Linked DNA regions of Homo sapiens: region 2 is linked to region 1. The links are chromatin contacts, found by Hi-C in ENCODE. All regions are on one chromosome and are shown on one strand. The core of a region is the stretch at or near the end of the contact, and the rest is flanking DNA. Distances in the headings are between cores, read along the strand shown.

What was found. Hi-C counts contacts between places; a loop is a spot of excess contacts on that map. Pooled maps may share reads with other maps.
Region 2: a map of ascending aorta shows a loop between it and region 1 (2.7-fold over the local background). The contact joins two enhancer-like sites. A Hi-C loop is called at or near these places in 1 of 168 maps with a recorded cell type or tissue (ascending aorta) and 7 of 50 pooled maps.

Annotation. Positions count from the first base shown.
Region 1 is chr4:54,279,296-54,283,283 of GRCh38, reverse strand. It overlaps PDGFRA (platelet derived growth factor receptor alpha), which reads right to left. Exons shown (of 23, transcript NM_006206.6): 16 at 2,802-2,968. Among named protein-coding and RNA genes, the nearest start is that of LINC02283, 52 kb to the left of the region's middle. RefSeq lists an enhancer at 992-2,191. Within about 2 kb of position 1,668, at least 17 of the 41 ENCODE cell types and tissues checked have a DNase peak (open chromatin) inside an H3K27ac peak, as active enhancers do; they include ascending aorta, where a contact is called at or near this core.
Region 2 is chr4:54,782,001-54,785,988 of GRCh38, reverse strand. The region is part of intron 2 of LOC105377657 (a long non-coding RNA gene); the gene reads right to left. Among named protein-coding and RNA genes, the nearest start is that of LINC02358, 61 kb to the left of the region's middle. Within about 2 kb of position 1,733, at least 12 of the 41 ENCODE cell types and tissues checked have a DNase peak (open chromatin) inside an H3K27ac peak, as active enhancers do; they include ascending aorta, where a contact is called at or near this core.

The DNA.
Region 1 (3,988 bases), core at 419-2,918:
TAAAAAACCAGGGTGTCCAGACAGAAGCATGCTGCAGGATTGGAGCCCTCACAGAGAACCTCTACTAGGGCACTGCAGAGGGGAAATGTGGGGTTGAAGTCCCCACACAGAGTCTCCACTGGGGCACTGCCTCGTGAAGCTACGAGGGGAGGGCCACCATCCTCCATGAATAATATATCCACCAACAGCCTGCACTCTGCACCAGGAAAAACCACAGGCACTCGACAACAGCCCCTGAGAGCAGCTGCAGGGGCTAAACCCTGCAAAGCCACAGGGTGTTCCATCCCTCCCAAGAGCTCCACCCCTTGCATCAGTGTGCTCTGGACATGGGATATGGAGTCAATGGAGTTTATTTGGAGTTTTCAGCCCTGCTGGGTTCTGAACTTCTGTGGGGCTTGTAGCCCCTTTCTTTTGGCCGATTTCTCCCTTTGGGAATGGGAATGTTGACCCAATGCCTATAACCCCATTGTATCTTGAAAGTAAATAACTTGTTCTTTATTTTACAGGCTCATAGGTGGAAGGGACCTGCCTTGTGTCAGATAAGACTTTGGACTTTGAGTTGATGCTGGAATGAGTTAAGGCTTGAGGGGACTATTGTGGAGGGATGATTGTATTTTGAAATGTGAGAAGGACATGAGATTTGGGAGGGTCCAGGGTCAGTATGATATAGTTTGAATATGTGTCCCCACCCAAATCTCATGTTGAATTGTAATCTCCAGTATTGGAGGTGGGGACTGGTGGCAGATGAATGGATCATGGGGACAGATTTCTTACGAACAATTTAGCACCATCCTTCTGGTGCTGTCCTCGCAATAGTAAGTGACTTCTTGTAAGATCTGACTGTTTAGAAGTGTGTGGCACCTCTCTCTTTCTCTCTCTCGCTTGCTCTTGCTCTGGCCATGTGATGTGCCTGCACTGCTTTGCCTTCTGCCATGACTTCATGGCTTCATGAGGCCTCTCCAAAAACTGAGCAGATCTACCAGTATCTTGATTCCTGTAAAGCCTGCAGAATCATGAACTAATTAAACCTCTTTCCCTTATAAATTACCCAGTCTCAAGTATTTATTTATAGCAATAAAAGAACAGCCTAAAACACACAGAGACATACACGCACACACAAAACACACACACAGCCACAAGGACCAATCTTACACATAATTATTTTGTTTACCTCCTAAATTTCTTTTTTTCAACCATAATTAGCAAATCATCTCAGCTACCTTTAAAACACACATACACATAAACACACACTAAAATCTTCCATGATGAAATACATGGAGCACACATACAAGCTACATGAAAAAGTAGTTTCTGTGAATTGCTTTATTTTCTTTTTAAAGCCACCTTTGTAGTACTTTGCTTATAATTTGTTAATAAAATCAACCACCAATCACATGTGATAGCATCTTAGAGATCAGTGCCAATGACTTTCCTTTGAGTTTCTTTGTTTGTAACTTGTCCACTTTCCCCAGTTAGTCCCATCTGGAAGGGTCCCAGGGTTTTCGAGGAAGAAGGCAATTTAATCCAGAAGTTCTCAATTCTTTTTGAAAATGTTCAGCAAGTGAAGAGTAGCTCTAGCCATTCACGATTTTTTTCAGATAGTCACGGAAGGCCAGAAAGCAGTGGTCTGCCTGCCAACAGGGCTTGGGCCTGAGCATGACTCAGGTTCCTCTGACATCTCGTGCCAACTCCACCAGCCCAGCCTGGGAAGCAATGTAAACTATTTTTAACAATATGGGAGGGGAGAGGAAGTACTGGTTCCGATAACTCTCACTGGCTAATCTTTTAAAAGCGCTTGGAAGTTCACCCATTTGGCAATGAGAAGTGAATGGAACTTGGAACCGCAGAAATGGAAAATATTGTGTACTGAGCTTTGCAAAACAAACACATTCTTTTTTAAATGGATTGTACCTTTCACTTAAGAACCTGAAAACATTCAGAGCACATCAATAATTTCCAAAACAATGTCCAGGGCAGCTCAACACTTTTTTGCATTGACTAATGGGAAGGCTCAGACCCAAAAAGGCAAGCTCACAGGACAAGCCAATGTCAGACTTCCAGCTTCATGTCTGTGACCAGTTCAGGGCTCTGGAGGAACCACCCTGAGCAGATGTGAAGTGATCCATCTGGTCTGGGCATCAGCTGGACTCCCTGGAGTTTATAAATCAATTTAACCCTGCCACATATTCATGTACTTGAAAAACAGATAGACCCACCTTCAAAATACATTCAACAGAAACACTGGTCCAGAAAATATAACTGCAAATTATCTACTCTAGAGTTCCTATCACAAATTGAATGTTAGGAAAAGTAAAAGCAAGGGTTACTGAACTCATAGACATCAGAGACTTCTAAAACTTAAGGGAAAAAAAGCAAGGTGAGGAACCAACATAAGACAGCCAACTTGTAATTCTGCCAAGTAAGGGCATTAAAAAAAATCAATCACCATATTTTCATTAAAAAAGAAAAAGACAGCAATAAAAAAGGAAGTTCATTATATCAGAATAAATAATTATTTTTTTTAAAAAATGTTTACTGCAGGAACACACCAAGAAAATTCTTTAAAACTATTAAATTTAAAGTTTAAAAAATTTGTTACATTGTCAGCTTTTATTCTTTTCAATTTACAGGCCACAAACCTGGAAACATGTCACAGAACTGGTTGTGCAGACCTGCATTTAGAGACCACGTGGGCTGCCAGGTTCACTTACCATCCCTATACACTTCCCTCTAAATACTTTAAGTATCATATTAAACCACTGGAAAGTCCCAACACCCAGAGTGAGTATAGACACTTTTACCTAACATAGATTTCTTCTTATATGAGGCTGGACGATCATAGAGTGATCTCTGGATGTCGGAATATTTAGAAACCTCTTTCCTTTCTAGCATGGGGACATACTGTGTAGTATCAGCCTGCTTCATGTCCATGTAGTCACCATTGTTTTCAAAAGATAAAATAACATAGCTGTAAAAACAGAAAGAGAAATCTTACCCAGGGTGCCCTTCTGAAGTGGTCATTCCACTTTCAGTAGATGATGATTATGTGCCAGGTACTGAGGTAGGCATGGGAGCTAACTGGGTAAAAGCAAAACCAATCCATACCTTTCACATGAGGTGATCTAGTCAAGGAAATGAGCATTAATCAAATAGTCGCACAAATACATGCATCACAGCAATTCCACTACTGGGTATCTACCAGAGGAAAGGAAGTCATACTAAAAAGATACTTGCACACACATGTTTATAGCAGCACAATTCACATATTGAAAAAATGTGGAACCAACCCCAAATGCCCATCAATCAAGGAGTGGATAAAGAAACTGCAGTGTATCTATACATATGTATGTGTAGGTGTGCATATATATATATATATATGTAACTCAGCTATAAAAAGGAATGAATTAATGGCTTTTGCAGCAACCTGGATGGGATTAGAGACTATTATTCTAAGTGAAGTAACTCAGAAATGGAAACCAAACATCGTACGTTCTCACTCATAAGTGAGAGCTAAGCTATGAGGATGCAAAGGCATAAGAATGACACAATGGACTTGGGGACTCGGGGAAAAATTGAGAGGCAGGTGAGGGATAAAAGACTACAAACTGGGTTCAGTGTATACTGCTCCAGTGATGGGTGCACCAAAATCTCACAAATCACCACTGAAGAATTTACTCATGTAACCAAATACCACTTGTTCCCCAAAAACCTATGGAAATAAAAAAATTTTTTAAATAGGGAAAAAAAGAAATGTAAAAAACAAAATAAATACACAGATCAACTCAAACTCAGCTGTGTTGTGAAGGAAGAAAGGTTTCAATAGCTTGTAAGGAAAATGACTTGATCTGGGGGTCAAGGAAGCACTTTTCAGAAGACGTAGAATGGATCCCACTGACAAAGATGGGAAAGACTAGCGGAATATTTGTCATGGCACCTGGCACATACAAAGGACTCCACAAATGTCAGCTGCCATGATGACTACTGTTCA
Region 2 (3,988 bases), core at 484-2,983, 500 kb before region 1:
GGTTATGCAGGAGAAATAACTTCTAGAGATCTGCTGTACAGCATAGCACCCATAGTGAATGGTACTGTATTATGCCCTTAAACATTTGTTATGAGGTTAGATCTCATGTTAAGCACTCTTGCCAAAAACAAACAACACAAAACAAAGAAAAAGGAAAAAAACAGTGGAGGGAGGACACAGGGAAACTTTTAAAGGTGATGGAGATGTCTATTACCTTGATTGTGGTGATAGTTTTATAGGTGTATGCATATGTCCAAACTCTTCAAATTATATGCATTAAACGTACATAGTTTTAATATATCAATTATATCTCAATAAAACTATTAAAAAACAAATCAAATTAACTTCAGTACTATATATTATTTAACCTGTCATATATTTAAAAATATCATTTCAGCATGTAATCAACATAAAAATTATTAAGTATTTTCACAGTCCTTTTTTCATACTAAACCTTTGGAAACTGTTGCATATTTTATACTAACAACACATCCCAGTTCGAGACACCTATATTTCTAGTACTCAGTTGCCACATGTGGTCATGGCCACTGTAGTAGACAGTGCAGCTCTGTGGCCTCAGCCCACAGAGATGAGCCTAGGATGCTTTGCATTGCAGAACTGTCTTTCTCTTAACGCTTGAGCTATTGGGAAATCAGAGCCATGTTATTTATCATGAAAGAGCATTTGATTAAAAGTATAAAATATCCTAGGTCAGATGGCTCACTGTAGTTGCAGGGGAGACAGTGAATTGCTGACCATGCACTGTGATACATCAAAATATAGGGACATTCAGGCACCTCCTCAGCCTACTGAATCAGGATCTTTGGGGTGAGTCTAGAAAACAGATTTTTAAGTACAGGTTTTAATATGATAATAAGTGGTGCCTGTTATTAATGGGAGGACATTGAATCCCAGAGAGAATGAATGACTCACTCATGTTCTTCTCATAGTTAGGGGTCAGCTAGACCTAGAACCTCACTTGGACCCACTAGACACCTTTCCACGCCCTCACCACAATCACTGCCAACTGCTATTCCAGCACAATTCTTGCCAAGAAAATACCTGCTGTCATGTGACAGGTATCAGCACACTTTAGGAGCAGTCAAGACAACTTCCTAAGAAGGTAAACTATATTTTCCCAACTTACCAAATTAGAGTAAGAAGAATAGATTTCTTCCTTTAATCTGGCTTTGTCTCAGACTGGAAGTGCTCTCTTGTCCAGTTAGAAACTAATCGTGATAAAATTAGTAGGCCAGAAGGACACTCATGGCCCATCTTTAACAGGATTTATAGCCCTGGTTCCTTTTCTTGTTGCCTCTGTGGAAATGTGCAAGCATACACATAGTTAGGAAGGTTTGAAGGAAATGCCTTAGAGAAGTCTCAGTGACCAAGAAAAGCTAGTCAAATTGCCAGCTTCGGCCACAGCCATGTGTTAAAATGCTCTGCAGACCCAAGTGTGATCATGAAACAAGTACAGCAAGAACAGCAGGTCTGTAAACATCCTGATGACAATGGGGAACAAACAGCTGGGCCGAGACCAGATCGGTTCAGGCAAATGTGCTCGTGCTTTTGATCCAAGTGCAAGATGAGCGGATGCAGGGGAGGCGGCAGCTGCGGCACAGCTGGACTCAGGAGGCATGTGATAGCGTGACTTGCAAATCATGCTGGAAAAATTCATTCTACTAAGCTTGGACGTGAACACAGTCACGTGGGGCCCATCAGCTCACACACTGCAGCCAAGAGCGAGACAGAAATGCAACCGGGCTAATAAGAGGCGTCAGGCCCACTTCTAGTTGGACACGGCTGTCTTTCAGGGAAGGAATGGGACAGGAAATGCACTATATTTGGAAATGACTCTAAATTTAGAATGAAAGACTGACTTGAGAATACTGAAAACTTGATTGAGAGATACTTAAATGTATTTTATAAGCATGGAAGGCATTTACTGGGGTCTCTACCATAGTGTTTTTTGCTTGTTTGTTTGTTCGTTGAAGACAAGGTCTCACTGTGTCACCCAGACTGGAGTGCAGTGGCACAATCACAGCTCACTGCAGCCTCAACCTCCTGGGCTCAAGTGTTCCTCATGCGTCAGCCTCCAGAGTAGCTGAGGCTACTTGACCACAGGCAAGCACCACATGCCTGGCTAATTAAAAAAATTTTTTTTTGTAGAGATGGTATCTCCCTGTGTTGCCCTGGCTGGTCTCAAACTCTTGGGCTAAAGTGATCCTTCCACTTCAGCCTCCTAAAGTGCTGGGATTGCAGTTGGGAGCCACAGCTCCTGGCTTCATAGTGTTTAATATGAAAGGCTATTCTGATCTTTCCTACTGGTCTAGCACTTTGGGGTTTGCAAAGAGCCTTACATTCACTTTCACTTCACCAATGAGTAAATAAGCCTCAGAAAAACTGAGTAAATACTAGAGCTCCAGTGGCGCAATCGGTTAGCGCGCGGTACTTATACAGAAAAACTGAGTAAATACTGAATGTATGTGTGTGTAGACATACAATATTACATGATGTGCTATTAATATAGCATGTGTATATATACTGTTTTACACATATTTATATATATTATCATACTATATATGCATATATGCATACTATTATAATCATTCATTTAACAAATATTTATTGAGCAATTACTTAGGTACCGGGCACAGTGCAGTATATCAACAAGGGTAAGGGATGCAGACATTGCAACTCTCATGGAACTCAGAGCCTAGTTAGGAAGAAAACCATTGCATAAACAATCACAACATAAATATGATTAGAGTCTGGAGTAAGTGCTACAAAAGAAAAGTCTAAGAGGTCACAAGAGTATAAGAAGAGGGTCTGCCTTGCCTGGAGCATCAGATGCTCCCCTGAGGAAGGAGCCTGTGAGCTGAGCGGTCCGGATGAGCAGGTGTTTTCTACAGTCTGTGCATTGTGTCTGCTGAGAATCTGGAAATTAAAAATGCTGCTGTTGGGGGTTTCACCATGTACGGACGAGGCAGGAGTTCCTCCAAAAAATACAAATTCCATGAGGTTAAATCAGACCTCTCAGCCCCAATCAAAAGGTAAGGACTTCGTGGAAGCTAAGGTCAAAGTCCAATCGATTTAATAGACCCTGAGAATGTAACATCCTATGGAAGCTGAAATCTAAGTGCAGGTTAGTTCTCCCAATTGCTTTCTGCCCTTTAAGGTTAGAGAAAGATGACAGCAAGAAGCATAAAACTCAGTTGTGGCTCTCAGAGCAGTCCTTGTTTTGAGGTTTTCTTTTTTCTGTCTTCTCCTTTCCCCCCTGTCTCCTCTCTGTCTTTGTCCTCCTTCCTCTACCTTCTTTATTTTTCACTGTTATAGATTAGTACCATCTATTCTATTAATATTGACTATAAATGCATGTTTTCTTCATGTTAAATGCCTATCAATTGTCTTCTACCTTCCAAAAGTTAAAAATGTATATATGATATGGCAAAACTTGTGCTAGATCACAAAAGCAAGCTTTCATTTTGATTTACACAGGTATGTGTGTACACACAAACACACTAAATACAAAGGGTTGCTGCTATAGGCTAGCATAAATAGCTTCCTGATTCTTAACACATCAGGTAATATAAATTCTGGTAAGCTCAGACTGCCTCTATATGTTCATATCAATTAGCCTTAAGGGTCTTTTTCTGAAGCACACGGTAAAATCAACACAGCATTAGGAGCTATTTTCTCAAAAACAAAGAGTTTGAATTCTTGCTGTAGTAGTTCTGAAGTAAAAGAGAGGCTCCTTGCCCCTCGTTGTTCAAAGTCATCCATTTCCAACAGGCGAGGGCATCAACAATTTGGCAGAGGCAGGTAAAAAAGAGCCAGGGGAACCCAAGTGAAATTTCAACACAGCGGTTGCCTTGGAACCCATTTGGAGGTTAACTTGCTCTTGTTTCTCCAGCATTTCCTTGCTGAAGGAAATTTGTACTCCAATTCCAGCCGCGTTCCAACTCCAATAAAACAGTGATAAGATGCC